2 separate regions of the Homo sapiens genome follow, and region 2 is linked to region 1. A link is an interaction called in ENCODE POLR2A ChIA-PET data of the cell type or tissue named here. Cell type or tissue: A673. All regions are shown on one strand.

Region 1 (5,000 bases):
TCATCAAGTATCAAGAGAGAAATATCGAAATCTCTGATTGCAATTGTAGATTTAGTTTTCTTCTTAATTTTCTCAGTTTTGCTGCATGTAGTTTAAAATAAAGTTCTGTTTCTAGGTACACACACATGTAGGATTACTACATTCTCTTCCTGAACTACATGGCTATAGGTATGCTGTTGAGGCCTACCGTGGTCCCTTTTATAAATGATTCTCAACTCCTCTGTCTGAGATCTGCTTAGGTGGAGCAAATTATCTTGCAATTCATTACCCTACCCATGTCCATTTTCCAAAGCAATTACCAAGAAAAAAAAGATGAACAAAATTAAAACCTAAAAGCTCTTCTACCAATATATTTATGAATATAATACTAGAAACTATTAAAAACCACATGAATTCAAGACCACATTGATAATTCAGTAAGAACAAAGTCCTCAAAATTAAAGAAATTTGAGCTCTTTGGCTACGTTCTTGGCTAGGAGGTTTTTTGCCAAGAATATTGCCAGGGATTTTGCAATATTACCAGGAAGTCAGACTTCCTGATAGAATGCTAAAAATAGAGTTCTTGGTAAACTCTAGTAATGCACTAACTGATTTATGAGAACTATATTTGGGTAACCTGTAGTAACTCAGTGAATTACTACGAGGTAGACATCGGTCATGCATAATAACAAAAATAAATAGGATTGTGCATCACTCACTACTAAGAACTGGATTCTGAATGTGCATTTTCATCAGTTTATGACTGTCCAGAAGTCTGTCACCTCCCACCAGTGGGCTGTGGGCCACCCATTGAGAAACACAACTCCATATGAGGACCCATAAGAGAAACCGCTTTCAGATTAAAGTGCCAGGAAACACTTTGCTCCTCCTGAAGAACTACTGTGGTTCTTTCCACACTGATGACGATACTCATTATATCTCTTTTCCCATTGACAGCTGGGAAGCTCTGAGCCAAACTTGAAAATCAAGCTCTAGAACCCTGTGCCTTGAGAGTTTTCATTTTACTTCTTCTCTTCAAATTGGCATTTGCCCTAATCTTATTGCTCATATTGTTCTAATTTATTGAACATATTTCTCAGTAACCATCTCTCTTTTTTCCTTATGTGCATGTGTGTGTGTGGGTGTGGGTGTAACAAGAAGCCAGCATGAACAAATAAATAAATGGAGATCTCTGTCTAAGCATCACTTTAGATATTTCTACAATTCATGCATGCTAAATTCCTGACCACTGTTTTGCGTGATGTTAGTCCACTCCAACCTTTTCCAAGTGGCTAAAAATACCATTGCATATTGACAAGCCTAACCCTTTTAAGTTAGAGGAGAAACAATGTCAGCTTCCTGCCAGCCTTACCAGCAGAAGAACACCAGGGGATTACAGAGCAGCTAGGGCCTGGTGGGCACGGGGTGATTGAGGAATGAGAAGCCATCCTGACTGCACCACATCTCCAGGAACCCAGCTGCCAGGGGATGTTTTGTGCATCCTACTAGGGCAGTTACCGGGGTCTGAAGTCCCGGTGAACGTGACATTGTAATCTCGGTTATGTTTTATTTATGGAGAGTGGTGCCGCAGCTAGTGTGTGTTAACAAACAAAGATGATTGCTTCTGAGCCACTCTCTCGTCCTAAGGTAATTAACACAAAGTAATGTGCCAGTTGGGGGATTCAAAGAGTCGACAACCTTTTCCATAGGAAAGTGATCTGCAACACCCAGGCCAAAAGGGTAGAATGGAGAGAAGCAAGGACATGTTTTATCTTTGGTTAAAGGTGCATCATTAAAAGGCACTGGCATAATTATTCTTCCTTTAAAAAAAAAATCCATATAACATTAAGAAAACTGCAAAGTATAAAATGTCAGGGGCAGAGATGTGTGGATTTGCAGCTGTTAGCAAAGCGGGCCAGGGGCTCCCTGTGTATCTCGAACGGCATAAATTAGAAATATTGACTGCAACCAAAATAGCATTCGCAATCAGCTCAATGTTGCGATGTGTTATACACACCATTTGCTTTTAAAAAAATTAAAATATGAATCAAACTTGGATGACAAAGAAGTTCAACTTCTCAGGAAAAATCAAATACATCATCAAAAGGTCACAATTCGTAGACAAATTGCTGTTAAAATTTATTACTTGTTTGCAAAATGTACTGTTGATCATTGGTAACTGCTAAATGCTTGGGCGCCTCTGACAAAATAAATAAATAAATAAATAAATAAATAAATAAATAAATAAATAAAGCACTCTGCATTCGTTAAGTGGGGAGAAATGTGAAAAAGCCTCTGGAATGCTAAAACCCAGCACAGGGGAGGACAGGAGAAGCAAGGGAGGCCAGGCTGGGTGAAGAAAAAACGAAGCACCGAGGGAGCTAAGAATGAAAAAGGAGAGAGAAACAAGCAGCGGCCCAGCAGAGTCATTCTTACTCCTTTGGAATATCGGAGATGACCACTCATCTCAAAAGCACAAACGTCAGAGCATCTAAACATGAACCATCAAGGTTCATGAGGCCCCAAGGGACGGTGCCTGGAGATCCCATACCATTCAGTTCACAGTCCCCAGTGCCCTGCCTCCAACGCTCACATGTACCCAGTGCTGGCACCTTCTCATTTACAGGTAGGATTTGCTACAGGGCTCTGAACTCCCTGGCATCAGAGACCATCCCAAGGTCAGACTTGTACCTCCAGGGCCCAGCAGAGCAGCAGGCATAGGTGGGGCACTGCCGGGGCCCGGTGGCTTGCTCCCCGGAGTCTCCCACAGCCTTCTCCCACGTGCAACAGCAGAGCCAACTGGCCCGGGGCATTCTTCTGGCCATGGAATTGTTCAGGAATGGCCATGGGGCCCACTTCAGGCCAATGAGATGTGAGGGGAAGTTGGCTGAACATTCTAGAAACGCAGTACCGGAGTCTTCTGAGAGGTCTCACAGTATGCCAATGGCCAGCGCTCTCTCTTTCCTTCACCCGCTTGTGGGGATGAGGCTGTAAGGATGGAATGGCGATGGGAAATGGACAGATGCGTTGGATCCAGTTGTGAAGGGTTTGAGCGCCATGCTGAAGCCCTCTGATTCTGTTGGGGTCAGGTTAATTCAGGGCTTTCTGGCCAAGGAGGCAGGGCAGAAGTGATACTCACCACTTCCAGGCCTGGCCCATGGGGAGCCCTGCATGAGACTCACATGTCTTCCATTGTGAATGGCTCAATGCCGATGACCCAGCAGAGACCCCCAAGGAGACTCTAGATAGCACTCACCAATGGAACTTCCTGCAAGAATGGAAGATTCTGTCTGCACTGTCCAATCTGATAGCCACAAGACACATGTGGCTACTGCACACCTGAAATGTGGAGAGTGCAGCTGAGGAATTGAATTTTTAATGAGGATTTTTAATTACTTTAAATTTAAATAGTTTACTGGATGGCACAACTAGAAGATGGCAGGGAAACAAGACAGAAGGAGCTAGAATCCCTGAAACGCCACGTGGAAAGCTGTCCACCACTTTACGGGACTGTGACACTAGCAAGAAACAAATCCTTATGATGTCAGGTCATTGGAATTTGGAGATTGTGACAGCAGCTGGCATGAAATAGCAGGTGCCTCCTGGGTCCACTGTTCTCAGCCCTTGGCATGCCATATCTTATTTAGTCATCTCCCTACAGGAGGGAGGTTCTGTTATTATCCACATTTTACAGATGAGAAAACTGAGGCACAGAATGGAAACTGAGACACAGATAGGAAGAGGCTGAAAGGGGTTCCGAACCAGGTCAGTCTGGCTCCAGAGCTTCCCTGAGGCTAAAAACCAAGGGATTTGTGAGGGAAGCTCTTGTAGTAGCCCAGAATGGAGACAGTGGCCAGACTGGGGAGGAACCCAAAGGGGCCGGGAAAGGAAGGTCCCATGACAAAAGCAAAGCCCTGCCTGCTTTGCAGCCCACAGAGAAAATCCCTGGTTTGCTCTTGTTTCCTGGTATGAAACCCCTTTTTGCCATGCTGCTCTAATAGTAAGGGAGAGAATGGCTGATTCTCTAGGGTTCTGGACACCCCGCAGGTGGGTGTGCCCCCACCTAGCACAGCAGGACACCACCTCCTTCTCCCACTTCTAAGCTCTCCAGACCTGTCATGCTAAAAGCCACACGGCACGGGCCCAGGGCAGATATGCCTAGAGGTAAGAAAGCACCACACAGTCTGCGATGTGAGGAGTCCAGGAGAAGGGCAGAGGGGACCTGGAACCACTAGTCCTGCTGGGCCTTGTACGGGAAGGGACAAGATTTCCTGAAGGAGAGGAGAGCACAAAGAAAGGCAAATATCTGGAAAGAAGCTGCCAGTGCTCCGGGGGACAGCAGGGCTCATCTGAGGGATGCTTTGTGGCAGATGAAGTGGCTGGGAGTTGCCATCACTGGTTTTTTTTTTTTTTTGGTTGTTTATTTAACACATTCTTCATTTTTGGATACATGTCTAGAAACATAAACTCTTCAGAGCCCATCCTTGCTCGTTACCTCATCGATCCTCCCAAAGATGCTGTGGAGATGTCTTGTCCACCATAATTTGCAGAGAAAGAGACAGGAAGTTATGGGACCTGTCACCTGGGGGACAGCGGCCAGAGCTGGGATTTGACACAGGGCCGAAGACTCCCAGCCCGAGGCTCATGCACTGCACCACCACCACCTCTGGCCGGAGCCCTGAGTCTGCGGGCTCTTCCTGCCTCTCAGTCTGTCGCCTGTCAGCCTCCCTGGGAGTGAAGCCTCAAGAAGAGTGGTAGACAGGGAGCCAGGAGGCCCCAGCTGCCTGGGCGCAGGCAGAGAAGCAGCCCTGGGACCCCCGCAGAGCTTCCTGCATGTGGCCCAGAAAACCCCTGAATCAGACCTCTCAGGAGTTGTGTTGAAAATCCACATTCCAAGGCCCCGCCCTCGACCTATGGACCAGAGTCTCTGAGCAGTGCAAACTGGGAATCTGCATTTTAACTAGCACTGCTAATAAGGATTCTTCTAGTGAAAGTGTGAGCAGGACCAGACTAATAAGGTT
Region 2 (5,000 bases), 71 kb after region 1:
CAAAGGGAATCCCATGAGCATGTTTTCCAACCTTCCCACGACGGAGCTCTGCTGTCCACACACGCTCACTCACACGGTTCTTTTTTTGTCTTCACCCCCATACTCACCCCTCCCTCCAGTCTCAGTGGCCGATCTAACACCCTCCTGGAGTGTCTCTGGCACCCCCTGCACCAGAATCAAGGCGACGCATCAGCAGGGGCCTGGTGAGGCTACCATCTCTGTCCGTATCACCGTTTGGCTTCCCATGGATCCTCCGGTGTTAATCGAACCCAGTCCAGAATGAAACTACAGCTTGCTTCTTGTTTGGTATGAAATGTGCAAAGCACAGACCATATCATTAACACAAAACTTCCAGAAATAAGGCCACTTTCCAGGCAGACTGCATTAATTGCATCAGGCTTCCACAGCTAGCGTGGTCTAATCCACGGCGCCCCATTGGACGGCTCTGGTTATAAAACCAACACAAAATGAACACTGGGATATAATTGAAGGAGGAGAAAAGGATAGATTCTATGGTTAAACCCTACTATTTACTTACAGGTATTCTTTTATCTTTATTGTCCCTTTAACCCATGCCAAGAAACCCCAGACTAGTTAAATAACACAGCAAGCACAATTTCAGTAGAAAAGTAAATTGAATTTAACTTTACAAGATTGCCCTGTGATTTCAGCATATACTAATGACTGCAACTGACTCCCTCTATTAAAGCCAAACACTTCCACTTCCCTGAGCTGGGATCCTGTGTGTTCTTGTGTGAGACCTTGAACTTCACCAAGTACACATATTAATCACTGTGGCTGATGACCATTTGCAGCTTTTAAATATGCAATGAAGTGTCTCAGTTCCTATTCCACCTCCCAAAGCTGGTACATGATCTGAGCCAGCCAAAAGGCTAAATACTTTTAAGAATGGAAAGCGAAGATCCAGCTTGAAGTGAGACCTGACAGAGTCTCAATGTCGTGAATCCCATTCCGCTCGTGCATGGACTCTAACTTCGACAGGGCTCACTCAGCACATGGTGTTGTTCTCAGCACCTGGCCCGTATGATCTCACACGATCCCCAGAACGACCCTTCAGAGCCTGTCCTATCCTTAGCTCCATTTTATAGATGGGGAAACTGAGGGATGGAGAGGGGAAATGACTACATGGGGCAGAACAGCCTTCACCCCCAAGCAGTCTCATACACTTGACCACCGCTTTCCAATCATGGAAGCCTCAGAACAGGGAAGGATTCTGGCATGCGGGGCACAAAGCCCAGGAGTGTCCAAACCATTCTCTGAATGTCCCACGCCCTGCCCTGGAAACCTAGCTAGCCCCATGCTCACTCCACCCACAGCAGCTCCACACTGACCTGTCTCAGAAAATAACACGAGCCTCGTTTTCAAATGTTGCATACATACACATATACATACATACGTGTATTTTTACAGAAGGGGAAACTGAGGCAATGACTTCTTTAGGGCCCCTGGCCAGCTGAAGCACAGACCAGGAACACAGTCTGAGGCTCTTGACCCCACAGCCACTGTGCCAAATCCTCTATGTGAAATTTCTCAGGGAAGAAATTTCAGTTCCCAGGAACGCCTAGACTCAAAGCCCCACCTTCCTTCAGCAGAGTCAAAAAGAGTCAGGACCCCCGAGTCCCTTCTCCCCACTGCGACCATTGGAAAGAGGTCTAGGGTTGGGGTCCCGGGAGGCAGGGCCCCCTGGGATGCTGCCAGCCCAGGGTGTGCACAAACACACATACCTGTGTGGTTTTCTCCCCCCGTAAAATCACATCCTTCTATAAATAACTGCAGATGCGGTAACAGGCACGCAATTAACCTGTGTGAAACACGTTTACACTGGGGTTCTCCATGTTAACTTGAAGAGATGGGTTCAATGCATCCTGATCCGAAAAGGGACAAAACCAGGTAAGGACAGCAGGCCCATTCCATCTTTACAAAGGCCTGCTTCTTCCTAACGGGTTACTGGGAACTTAATGACTCCATTCCAACTACTAATTAAACAGGCACTAAAAACACTTAAGCAAACAGCCCAGTGCCAGGGACACAAATCACAAAGGGACAAAAAACACCAGAATAGGATAGTTTCAGGTATTCAAATTGATCGGGAAACATGGTGGTGCAAGCTGGTGAGGGCCAATGAACTGGGACCGAATGAAAAAAGAGAACTGTACCAGACATGGTGGCAGAGGGCAGGAGGTAAGAGCAGGCCCCTTAGAAGGGTCTCCTGGAGCAGTCCTAGGGGCTCAGCCTCCTGCAGTCCCAGCCCCAGGAACAGGACACTGCCCTTCCTCACGTCCCTCCCAGAGCACTGCAATCAAGCACTGGTTGCTCACAGGCTCTGAGTCCTGGCAGCTCTCAAGGCCTAAAATCTAAAAAGGCCTTTAATGCCAGAAGAAGAGCCAAAGCCAAAGATGTGGCAGGTGCTGGATGGAGAGCCTGGGATCAAATCCCACCTCCACCACTCCCTCCCTCCCTGCTCCTCCTTCCCCTTCTGCAGGTCCCCACTCCCTGTCCTCCCCACCACCAGACTGCAAGCTGCACGAGGGCAGGGACCTGCCTGCCGACTCTTCCTGTGTGTGCACAGTGCTACAAGCTAGGTGCCTTCCAAATGGCTTCAAGCTAAAGAATGAATAAATGGATGGATGGATGGATGGATGAACGGATGGGTGGATGGATGGATGCATGGATGGATGCATGGATGGATGGATGGCTACATGGATGAATGGATGGATGGATGGATGGATGGATGGATGGATGGATGCATGGATGGATGGATGGATGGATGGATGGATGGATGGATGGATGGATAGATGGATGGATGGATGGATACAGGGATGAATGGATGGATGGATGGATGGATGGATGGATGGATGGACGGACGGATAGACGTGAGCTGTGAGAACTCAACATCTCTGAACATCATTTTCTCATCTGCAAAGTGAGGAGAATAAAGTATTAGGGTTGCTGTGAGGGTTAAATTCAAGAAGGCACACATGCCCAGCACAATGCAGCACATAGCAGGCCCTCCATACACAGTCCTCATAAGGATCCTAGTGGCATGTATGAGGACTTGCTGATGGCAGAGCCCCCCAGAGCCAAGGCAGTGGAAAGCTCATTCGACCTCCCGTGGATGTCGGCAGAGGCAGCGTGGCTCCACAGGAAGAGGGGTGGCCTTTCAGGAGGCAACCAAGGACAAATCCCAGTTCTGCCACCCTGGCTAGCCACTCTCCCTCCCCAAGCCCTTGCTTCTCCATCTGCAAAATGGGGATGGTAACAGCTCCTGGTCAGCACCATACAAAGATGCTAAGCAGGCCTGGCCACATGAGGGAGCGGCTCAGTCCTCTAGCTGAGTCTCATCTACTTCAGCAACTTCTAAGTAGGGCCAACAGAGGGTTAAGCAAAGCCCTGGGTGAGCCTCTGGTGAGATCAGATTTCTGTGCCACGGAACTTGACCGCGTCCAGTAATAAACACTCAGGCTGATCTTCGATAGCATGGCCCCCCCAGTGGTTGCCGAGGCTGCAGCGCTAATGACAGGAAGCCACGAGAGCAAGGCAACCACCCAGACAGAGCAGGCACCCCCTGCTCAGCAAGCAGGGCCTTCCACAGACTCACAGAACAGATCTACTGAACCAGGACAGGAGGCCTGAGCACCTGGGGACCAGCACAGCCCAGAAAAGGGAGCCGGCGTCTTTGCAAGTGGTTCCGACTCCTTCCCAGGAGATTTTGGGTTTTGCTTTGTGCCTTTAAGGCACAAGTCCAGTAAGAAACCAGAACTCCCTTTTGGAAGCCAGATCCTATGATGTCACCACCTGTCACAGCAGGGAGGGTACACTAAAGCTCCAGGCCACCCTACTAGGGAGCTCTGGAGCCCAGGAAGCTCTGGACCCTGGAGCAGGGGCTGCCTGTGGCCTTTTACAGAGCTGTGGCCATGGCTTTTGCAGAGCTGTGGCTCCATCAGGGACCGCCTGTGGGGACAGCTTCAATTAAAAACACAACCTGCCCAATAAAAATAGTTTTCCTTTCACAATTCAAGTCGAGAGAAAGCCTGCAACATGCCTGGTGACAAAGCAGGGACCAATCAAATCTGCCCCAGCTCTGCACCCCCCTTCTCCTTTCCTGCCCCTGCCACAGAAACCAGGCCACGGCTGCTCACCACATGTGTCTGTGTCAGCATCCTGGTTTGCGTGGCCACAGTGCTTTCACGCCAGGCCCTGCCGAGATGCCGGGGGGACAGACTTGTGAGAGGGCCCTTTGCCCTTGAATTCCCAAGGACCCCAAGGATTCCCAGAGACCCTAGGCAGAATAAGATCTTGGGTTCCACTTGGGGAGAAGCAGGGCAGGTAGAGGCCAGTTTGTGTCACCACACCGGCCCATCTGCCCATCTGTAGAATGGGCAGCCACACCGCCCGCCCGGGAGAGCAGGATGAGTCGGCACAAACAGCTGTGTCTGGGTCTGGCCCAGAGCCGGACGCACAGCAGGTACTCAGCCCCCGCCCCCACCCCTCACACACCTCACAGTGTTTCACTCCCTCTCGTGGCCACAGCTTTTTAAGAGGCTCCTTTTGAGCCACTTTTTTTCTTTTTCAAAGCTAATGGGCAACACATTCTCCCAAAGAGAAACTCAGCATTTTGGACGGCTCCAGCAATGTACACAGTCAACCAAGGAATCTTCCCCTAGCCTGGTCTTGGCGGGGCAGGGGATTGTCTGGGGTGGGGGAGGGGGTGGCAGTGGCAAGGGCCGAAGAAAACCTCAGATGTTAAGTGTTATCCAATTAAGCTGTCGCTAAACAACCCAAAGAAGCGGGATTGGGAGGCTGGGGAATGCATTCTGGGAGCAAGACTCTCAGAACGGGTGGGGGCACCGTGGGGGACTCCTGACCGAGGGGCACCGGGCCCTGGCTCATAGTTCAGCGAACATTCTTTACCACTTCCCCTGGCACCCCAAAAAGCCTTCTGGGTGGGAGCTGCCCTTCCTCCCTGGGTCCCCACCTTG

The links. ChIA-PET counts read pairs that join two places held together with the same protein. Peaks named below come from ENCODE experiments on the same cell type or tissue, not always from the same donor. Only the 100,000 strongest peaks of a DNase experiment are listed, where the experiment ranks them.
Region 2: POLR2A ChIA-PET joins it to region 1 with 9 read pairs; 5 of 35 experiments call an interaction of 5 or more read pairs at or near these places.

Annotation. Positions count from the first base shown.
Region 1 is chr14:99,154,803-99,159,802 of GRCh38, forward strand. No RefSeq gene overlaps it. Among named protein-coding and RNA genes, the nearest start is that of BCL11B, 110 kb to the right of the region's middle. In A673, no CTCF peak of the experiment used is centred here; no DNase peak of the experiment used is centred here.
Region 2 is chr14:99,226,276-99,231,275 of GRCh38, forward strand. All of the region lies in intron 3 of BCL11B (BCL11 transcription factor B), which reads right to left. Among named protein-coding and RNA genes, the nearest start is that of BCL11B, 43 kb to the right of the region's middle. RefSeq lists an enhancer at 3,064-3,962. In A673, no CTCF peak of the experiment used is centred here; no DNase peak of the experiment used is centred here; H3K27ac peaks cover 2,808 bases.